Regions from separate parts of the Homo sapiens genome. Here region 2 is linked to region 1. A link is a loop called in an ENCODE intact Hi-C map of the cell type or tissue named here. Cell type or tissue: A673. All regions are shown on one strand. Region 1 overlaps LINC01924 (long intergenic non-protein coding RNA 1924). Region 2 overlaps LINC01924 (long intergenic non-protein coding RNA 1924).

The links. Peaks named below come from ENCODE experiments on the same cell type or tissue, not always from the same donor. Only the 100,000 strongest peaks of a DNase experiment are listed, where the experiment ranks them.
Region 2: it touches region 1 in a loop (3-fold over the local background); 4 of 110 quality-filtered maps call a loop at or near these places.

What each region holds. Positions count from the first base shown.
Region 1 is chr18:64,328,107-64,333,106 of GRCh38, forward strand. All of the region lies in intron 5 of LINC01924 (long intergenic non-protein coding RNA 1924), which reads left to right. Among named protein-coding and RNA genes, the nearest start is that of LINC01538, 71 kb to the left of the region's middle. In A673, CTCF peaks have their summits at 2,259 (motif pointing left) and 2,460; DNase peaks (open chromatin) are centred at 2,255 and 3,105.
Region 2 is chr18:64,274,682-64,279,681 of GRCh38, forward strand. All of the region lies in intron 3 of LINC01924 (long intergenic non-protein coding RNA 1924), which reads left to right. Among named protein-coding and RNA genes, the nearest start is that of LINC01538, 17 kb to the left of the region's middle. In A673, no CTCF peak of the experiment used is centred here; a DNase peak (open chromatin) is centred at 2,270; H3K4me3 peaks cover 367 bases; H3K27ac peaks cover 3,312 bases.

The sequences.
Region 1 (5,000 bases):
CTGAGGTTACTTTATGACCCATTTTATTATTCTATTCTGATTTATTGTGTATGTGTCTTTCTGCTTGTTATTACAAAAGGTCTTTGAGAGCAGGGCATAGTTTTGGCATCCACCAAGCATTCTTTGTGTCATGTGTTACTCAAACTAGGGGCTAGATAAGTCATTTTTGAATGAATATAATTGGGCCATTTGTAACATAGAAACTTTTCTCCCCATGCAGCTAATATAAGGGTTAACTTCATTGTTGAAGGAGCACAAATAAAGCCTACAACAAATTCAGATAGGCAGCAGATCCTGGAACTCCATCAAAATGTTTCAGGATGTTTATGCAAATCTGCCATTTTCTCTATGCATACACAGGCACACTTAGAGTTGATGTCCCCTGCGAGAACTGGCATTCATCAAGATTTCTAAGCCATTACTTTTTCTATGGACCCTAGCTGATGCTTCCTTCAAAAAATGTGAAAGGCCTGCTAATTTCTTCTAATGAAAAGGCAACAGAGGCATGGAATTTGGAATCAGAAAGGTCATTCGATAGACCATATGAGGGGGTCAAAGCAATAGTACCTAAATAAGTACCCCTAAAATAAGAATGTGAAAACACATTCACCAAGTAATCATTTTCTACTAATAATCCATAATAAATATGGATATTTAACTCCCACTGCAAATGAATTTTAAAATTTAGCAGTCGTCTATTTTGAATTTATTGTACTCTTTTCCAACATGACTGATAAAAATAGTAAATGACAATATAGTTTATAGCAAATTCTTTTTATTTTATTATTGCATCTCCTGAGGATGTGAAAGAAAACAAACAAACAAAAAAACATGGCTAGGGATTTGTGAGAAGGACCAGAAGACAGAGCTTAACAGTGGCATTAAAGTGCCAGAAACCTGAAGACAAGCAGAGGAAGGGAATGATGATTCCGATTTCAGAGGCCCAGCACCAGAGCACAGAGTGGGTTATTATTAAGCATAAGACACCCATCCTCTAATTGGGGCTTCTATAAACACAACACTGGAAGGTGAGATGTAAGATAATATTAGATTAGGGGATATAGGGATGCACTGTGTCAAAACTAGAACCACACTACACTCACTCCCCAACATGGAAACTGTAAGAGGTTAACTGCTACAATTCAGTTTATTTATCAGAGAATCACTCAGCAGAGCAAAACTTTATCCAATAAAATATTATCAATCTATCTCAACCAAGTCTTCTTCTGCATACAATGATCACAGGCACATACTTTGGGGTGGGGCTAGAAGACCCTACCTTAACCTCCAGTGAATGTTTGCTTAGTAGATGTGATATGTATCCTTTCTCTTGCTGCAGACTGCCTGGGTTTTCACTGGAGATTGGATCCCATAGGAGGGCTTTGGTGTAGGTGAGGTTCAGGTCCTGGCCAGAGGGCTGACTTTTTCTTGTTGGAAAGGTAGATGTACAGCATGTAGCCTATAATTGAGACAACTGTCTTCAAACTATTAAAAACTCAGGGTTTTTATTCTTGATGGACCCTAATGTGCTTGTACTACTTTTGCTAGTGCACATGCTGACTCACTCTCACCCTATGGTGATAGGTTTATGTTTATGCAACATGATGTGTTGATCCAGAGATGTATTGGTCTTCACTGGGCAGCTCTATGTGTTGGTCTTGATAGAGTCTATATTAGTTTCCTGCAACTGTTGCGAGAAATCACCATAAATACACGTCTTAAAACTACAGAAATGCATTTCTGTCACAGTTTTGGAATTTCAAAATCAACATGTGGCAAGACTATGCTCCCTCTGAAAGCTCTAGAAAAAAATCCCTCCTTGCCCCTTTAGTGGTGGTGCTCCTGGCAATCATTGGCACTCCTTGGCTTGTAGATGTCTCACTCGAATCTCTTCCTCCATCTTCACATGCTCTTCTTCCCTCTGTGTGTCCCTTCTGTTTCATGTAAGGACACGCGCTATTGGTTTCAGGGTTTACCCTAATTCAGTGTCTCATCTTGATCCCTAATTAATTACATGTGCAAAGATCCTATTTCCAAATAAGGTCACATTTGAGTTTCTGAGTTGACATGAATTTTGAGGAGACACTATTTAACTCACTTCAGCGTACTATGGCCAGAACTGGGACCTAGAATCCAGCTAAAACACTGGGCAAACAGGCATTTCAATATACCCAGAGCCCACAGCATAAGCAACCCACTATTAGCCCAAAGGGCTTCTTGGTGAGAGAATGCCCTCCATCATGATACTACTGCCATCTGCAGGAAAGTGGACAGATCTAGGCGGTCTACACATGGAATGGTTCTCTTAGAGGTAAGTGGCCTACGTTCTTTGCCATCACATGTAGCATCTATGTCTTCAGAACATTCACTTACTTCTCTGGACCCCACCCTTGCTGTGTCCCCTCCCTGGGAATCTGCAGCGACATTTGGGAAGAGAAAATGTTGCAAAAGACTGAAGTTTTTGTGAGTGAGGCAGATGAGATTTCAGACTATCAAGATTAGGGGAGTTGCAAAATATATGACTATATTTTTACTCCTCAACTATTTGGAATGTGAAATGAAGAATCTTTAAGGTATAAATGTTTTGGATAAATCCACCTTTTATCTAAACAACTGCAAGGGAAATTTAAAATGATCACATTCGGCAAATAATTTACACGGACACTTTAGGCAGGGGTAAGGGGTGCCTGAATTGTTTGGATAATAGCCTTATTTCTCCTTTTAAGCTTTGTGGAAGGAAATTTTTTGACATGTTTCATCCTGGAAGTCACTCAATTTCTCAGTGTTTCTTTTATGCAACTGCTCAAGAAAGACTTGGGGAAGCTCAGGAAGCAGGTGGTTTGGAGGTAGAAACGTTACATATTTTGTTTGTTCTAATTATTTGCTTGCGGCATATGGAGAGAGAGAGTCAATTAGGCAGCTAGGATACCGACCACCAAGATCTTTATAGATTCAGACTTGCACTTGCATCCTGATGGGACACAAAACAGGAAGCTATTTGTTTAAGGGATCCTAACATTTTAACTGCCACCACATCTAGCCCCCTCTAGAATGAAAAGCAAGAGCTGTTTAATCGCCCACAGCATCTCTAAACAACAATTAAGAACAGGAAGTGAGAGGCACTGAGTCCAATTCAAACTCCAAAGGCAATAATTAATGAGAAGCAAGGGGCGCTGCTGATTATTGTAATTTCTTTTGGTTCTGATGACTAACATTCGTAGATTGGATATTCACTGTGCATTTCATTATTTATGTCAATGCATAGTGTTGATACACTAAATATGTAGGATCAAGATTGTAAAGTTTTATGCGGTAGAAAATAATATGGATGACTAGTTTATAATCAGTAAGTTGTAGTTTCCTATGAAACATTGACAGAATTAAGTAGAAATAATTTACTTGAATAAAAAAGAACATAATTGGTGAGCAACAGGATGCTGGCAGAGAATTTGTGAAAGCTCTTTTTCACTGAAATCTGAAGTGTTCATTTGCATAGTGAAGTCATGTTGAGAGTTGCATGTGTTCCGCCAAACATGGAGGGCTGTCAGTGGTTCAGGACTCTCCACCATGAACATTTGTCTATGTGTTCAGACCCTCTTGGGTCTAAGCAGAAACTAAGAGGTCCTGGCCCAGCTCTCATAACCTATTTGTTTGTGTAGACTTGACCAGGGTTTTGGTACCAGAAAATCTGTCTATAGCACCAACATCATTAGAGACATGGAACATGCACTTTCAGCAAGTGGCATGTAACACCTCACATACTGAAGGGTTATGATTCTGCTTTACAGCTTATGTATGGAAAATTTTAAAAATCTCAAGCAACATGTTCCTGCTACTCAGACTTTTGAGCTGCAGATTCAGCAACCGCTCAGAGAGTGTTTGGGGGGTTACAAACCAATAGATTAATCCAAAGGGTAGAGGAAAATTGAGATGATATATGTTTTTTGAACCCCAAGCTTGCGTTGGTTTTGGGGTTGAAGCAGATGCTTTGAGTGCCTGGCCGTATTTCCAGGAACCACCCAACTCGCAGCACTCGCGACTCTTGGCCTGGGACCTTGCTCTCATGCCTGCATGCCCCATGCACATGGCAGGTCAACAAGCGAGGATGTAGATCCACTACCTTCACCCTGGCAGCTCTCAACCAGTGACTTGACAGGAGCTGGGAGATGAACACTCTGTAATCCTGCCCTGGGGTAACTTCCAGATGCTTGTCCTTACCGGTTCTTTGAGCTCTCCAGTGGGATTGAGCTTCCGTTGCCCACAGTGGCTATTTAGCTGATATTACAAACTTTGTTGTTGTTCTTCTTTCCCCCGTCTCCCTTCCCTGCTCCTTCCTCAGAGCTCTGTGGAATTACCTCCTGGCGTAAACGACTTGCACTTGAATGCTCAACTCAGACTGTGCTTCTGGGGAGCCCAGTCGCAGACGTATTTTCCCTTTTCCCTTGCCAGGTTCCTAAAGCTAGTTAACTACGAATGGAAGCAACACCCGGTAGTGTGTCCTGGGAGCCTGCTGTGTGCCTCGACTGTGTTAGGAGCTGCACGTAGAGTGTTTCTGACCCTCAGAAGTACTCTACGATGAAACTCAGGAGTCAAGTTCTCAGCACACATCCTTAGCCAATCTCCTTGCATTTCACTTGCCCATATTAAATATTTATATGAGGTGTATTTTGAACAACAACAAGCAACATGAATGCACCAGTTAGCGGGACTTTCTCCTCTGTCATCAAAAGTCTGTGCCCAGGCAGAAATGGGGCTGTCTGTGTAAGGCTCACTTGAGGCCCCAAGTCATTCACTAAAGAGGCAGTTAGGAATCAGAGAGAGCAGGAAACCTCCGGCAAGGCTGGTTCATTAGTGCCTCTGCTGATTAATCAAGACCTGGCTGCCACTTTGTTAAATGCCCGGAGGTGGAGTTGGAGGCAATCAGCCCTGTGGAAGCTGCTTGATTGCTTCTCGAAGTGGCAGTTTGCTTTTGGACACTGGACTTGTTCTTGTCAGATCTG
Region 2 (5,000 bases), 53 kb before region 1:
TTATACCTCATCACTGATTTCTTAAGTTTTGTAGAATGTTGGAGTAACAAGGGAACATGCAAATAATTTAGCCTAGAAGTTGTATCAAAGAAAAATTGCCCTGGACAGAGTTAAGCAGGCAAGGAAGACTTTATTCAAGTCTATTGCAGTAGGGGAGGGAGACTGACCTTAACTCTGCCGAAACAAAAGGCAAGAAGGGTTTTAAGAGGTGAAGGGAACTTTTGGAAAAGTACTTGAGGACAATAGGGGGTTGGTTGATCAAAAAGATTAGGCTAACTGAACTTGCTAGTTGGTGCTTATTGACAACAAATTTAGAGTCTTAGCCCGCCACAGAGACTGGGAGATAGGGAAGCTATCTCCTTCAGTGATTACGTTTCAAAGGGATAACTCCCAGGTCCTTGAGAAAGATATTTCCAGATTGCAAAACTGCCAAGAGACTTTGAGAATATTTTAAAGAGGCAGAGAAAGAACTTGCAATTCCAAGTTTTCTAAGGTAAATGCTCTAAGGAAAGGGAAATCAAGGCCTAGAATCAGGAAGAAGCCTTTCTAAAGTTCAGGGAAGCTGAAAGGAACTTTAAGTCTGCCTCATCAGTTGCTAGATATGCTGTAGGAGCTCGGGTCCTTACAAGGATGTGGGTGCTGAGTGTTAATGCGCGTCCATGTGAAGAGACCACAAAACAGGCTTTGTGTGAGCCATAAAGCTTTTTAATCACCTGGGTGCAGGTGGACTGAGTCTGAAAAAGGAGTCAGCAAAGGGAGATAAGGGTGGGGCAGTTTTATAGGATTTGGGTAGGTAATAGAAAATTACAGTTAAAGGGGGTTGTTCTCTTGCGGGCAGGGTCAGGGGTCACAAGGTACTCTGTGGGGAGCTCCTGAGACTCATTGTCCAGGAGAAGGAATATCACAAGGTCAATTGATCAATTAGGGTGGGGCAGGAACAAATCACAGTGGTGGAATGTCATCAGTTAAGGCAGGAATTGGCTATTTTCACTTCTTCTGTGGTTCTTCAGTTGCTTCAGGCCATCTGGATGTATACGTGCAGGTCACAGGGGATATGATGGCTTAGCTTGGGCTCAGAAGCCTGACACTGGGGGCCAGGAAGCATAGTGCTAGCCAGCCAGTAAGCTTCTTCCAGCATAACAGGTTTCCAATTGTAACTGTTTTGCATACTCAATTTCCTGTAAGCTTTCTTTTAAAAGGAGTTTTCCTTCCAGAAAAAAAAAAGTTTGGAAACTGCCAGTTAGCTGCTTTTTTTTTTTTTTTTTTTTTTTGCAAGCAAATAAACTAAAGCCGAGAGCAGATTAAATGAAGACAATGTTGAACTTTACTTGAGCCCTGTGATCATGGAAAACTGAAGGTTAAGAAATCTTAGCCTTTTGTGTTCAAGAACCTACTTCATGCAAGAAACCACCACTCCCCATGTGATTTAGATAAGACTCAAGATGCCTTCCTTGTTTACCTATGACAAGGCTAGACACAAACCCTCTAGATTCCTTATTTACTTTATACATGATTGGCTGAACTGTTTTGTTCTTCTGATCCACTGGAGCAAAAGTTTGCTAATTAATTTTTGGCAAATCTTCTTTCTTCCCCCCAGGTTCCTGAGCTTTCCCCGAGTGGGCATGGGCAGCCCCTCCTGCAGGGCCCATATAAGGAGGAGGCTGACTCTGGGGTAAAACATTCTCTGTTCTACTGTCAGCTTGATCCACTTTTCATCTGGTGTATTCTATTTCCTCTCACTGGTTCTTTTTAGCTTTGGTTCCTTCTCCTTATAAAAGAAAAGCTCTTTTCTGCCTAACCTTTGAGACACATGCAGATCACATGGTTGAGGTGCCCTCCTCATTGCAATAGGTTCCCTCCCACTATTGCAATAGTCCCTTCCCTCTCTCAGTCATCCTGTAAGATAAAATCTCTCCTTACTTAAATTTAGATTTGCTTTTTCTTTTTAATATGACAATGACATGTACACATTCAAACTGACTTGCTATAAGTTTTGAATTTGTGGCCTCAAATCCAGTTTGGGGTTTCTTCACTCCCACAGTTTTATCTCTCTAAACTGAATGCAGTGTGGTTGTTACAAAGGAAAAGTCAAGCTTGACAAAAGAGAAAATAGGAAATGTGGTACTAAAGATGTCTTAGGTTAGGTCCCCTCAGAAGCCGACTCTGAGACAAAGATTGATGTGCAACTCATTTATTTGGGAGGTATTCAAGGGAGCACCAGGAAGGAAGTGGGGGAGTGTGACGGGAAGCTATGGGAAGGAAGCCAATCTAGGCTGCATTAGTGAGCAACTTACACAGAAGAAACCAGGGATTCACGCTGCTGGAGGTTGCTGGGGGACAGCGTGAACGTGCCTCTGATTTGGTCCACACAAAGGAAAGGAAGCTGTTATTTATTTAACAATTCCTGTTGTTCAGGAACCCACTTAGTGCAAGAAATCACACTCCCATAGGACTTAGATAGACTCAAGATACCTCCTTTGTTTACCTATGACAAGGCTAGACACAACCCTTTGGGTTCCTTATCTACTTCATAAATGATTGGCTGAACTGTTTGTCCCTGTGATCAACTGGATCATATTCATAATGGTTGAGAAGTGCTCTAAGGAATCTGACATCTTATGACTTCCCTGCATGTGGGCCTAACACATTTCTCTTATATTATTAACATATTATTTAACTTCAATACATGTTGTTTTGAATTGTGGTAAAATACACATAACATTTACCATCTTGACCTTTTTTTTTTTTTTTTTTTTTTGAGACGGAGTCTTGCTCGTTGCCCAGGCTGGAGTGCAGTGGTGCGATCTCAGCTCACTGCAAGCTCCGCCTCCCGGGTTTACGCCATTCTCCTGCCTCAGCCTCCCGAGTAGCTGGGACTACGAGCGCCCGCCACCACACTCGGCTAACTTTTTTTGTATTTTTAGTAGAGACGGGGTTTTATGGTGTTAGCCAGGATGGTCTCGATCTCCTCACCTTGTGATCTGCCCGCGTCAGCATCTTGACCATTTTTATGTGTACAGTTAATAGTGTCAAGTACATTCATGCTACTGTGTAACCAATCTCCAGTACTTTTTCATCTTGTAAAATTTAACCTCCATACCCATTAAACAACAACTGCCCATTTCTACCTATTCCCAGCTCATGGCAACAACCATTCTACCTCCTTTCTCTATGAATTTGACTACTCTGGATACTTCTTATAAGTGGAATTATATTCTATTAGTCTTTTTGTGACTGGCTTACCCTGCAGGGCAGTGGTCTCTTCTCTGGCCCAGGGTGGGTCCAGAAGAGCTGACCAAGAGCTCAGGTCTGGACTCAAGAATGCCCCCCATCCCCACCCCTCAGTGCCTGCTTGGTGCTCTACCCACTATGGCCAAGATGGTATCTAAGGTACAAGATAGAATCTATTTCACTTTTCCCCCTGCTTTTCTACAACAGAAGGAGACTTTCGTTGTAGCCACCACAGCTGTGAATGTCCTGGGTAGCACCTGAAGCTAGCATGTCTCAGAGTCCAAGGTCCACAGCATATTCCCTCGGTATCACTGTTGGGTTATTCATGTCCCAGGGACACTTAAGTCAGCAGGTGATGAATCCTGCCAGGCATCCACTGCGATAGGGCATCCTATCAGAGTACAACGCAATGTACGCCAGTCACTGCAGTCTTCCTCTTCCAAGCACACAGATTTCTCCCAAGCTATGTAGCTGCTGCCAGTGAGTAGGTGAGGGGATGCATAAGCACACCCTTAGCCACCCTGACTGGTGTCTTAGTAGGTCATGTCCCTACCCCTCAACAGTCTACTGGCTCTGTGCTCAACTCACACTAGGACTTCACTAAGAATTGCAGTCCTTGTGGCCTAGACAAAAGAGTCCCTCTGGCTAGAATTGGTCCAAATGATCCCTCTGTGGGTGAACGTCAGCTGAGTATAGCAAGGTTCTGCTTTCCATTGTGACAGGGAAGCATCCTACCCTCCTCAATGTCTCTTTAAGTGATAGGAATTTAAAACCATGTACTGTGATTGCTTACCTGGTTTTTGGTTCTTGGGATGGTACTTTTGGTGTAGAGTTAGTTGTTAAAATGTGGTGTCCCTGTGGTGGGACGTGCAGGGGGACAAACAGTAGTATGGGCTTCTATTTAGCCACCTTACTCCACACCCCCTTTGTAAGATTTTAACACATGTCTTGAGACTTGTGTTATGGCCTAATATGTGTTTTTTCCTAGAGAATGTCCCATGCCCACTTACAAAAATTGTGGGTTGGATGGAGTGTGTCACAGGCATCCCTTAGGTCTGAGTGGTCCACAGTGCTGTTCAGGAGTTCTCTTTCCTTGTGGATGCATGCAGATATAAATAGAGCATTGACAGTATATGCCAGAGCAGGTAACATGGTGAAGTCAGAATGTGGAGACAGTTTCATAATATCCTTTGTGTTTTAGGGACAGTAGTTGAAAAATTTTTATAAAACAGCCACTCAGAGTCATTATTTTCCTTACCTCTGCCTCTGTCTAACTATTAGACTTCCATATATCAAGATATTAAGAAAAAAACCCTGAGTGTAACAAACATCATAAAACCAGAAAATCAGCATTATATATTATTTCTATTTATATCTCTTAAACACTGAAAGCATTTTTCTATATTTTTTAGGCTTAGAGGTATTTGTGACTTCACGTGACAGTGCTGTTCTGGTATCATTTTCTATAGAGAGAATGGAAAGGTCCTTAAGATTTTTTTTGTAGAATAATTGATTTTTTAAAAACACTTTATTTTTGATAGCATGAAAATGTTTTAGTTTCACACTGGTATTGACACATAAATTTTTAGAATTGATATTACATTTAGGAAAATATCTACCATGTTTTTTCAGATATAAGCAGGAAGATTCCAAGGCATTTCAGGCTCTCTTGTTCAAGGACCAACTTTAAATAAGTTGAAATGATGAGACTCCAGGACATTCTGATTGTAGGGCATGTGACAAGTTCCATTGTGGGTGCCACACATCAG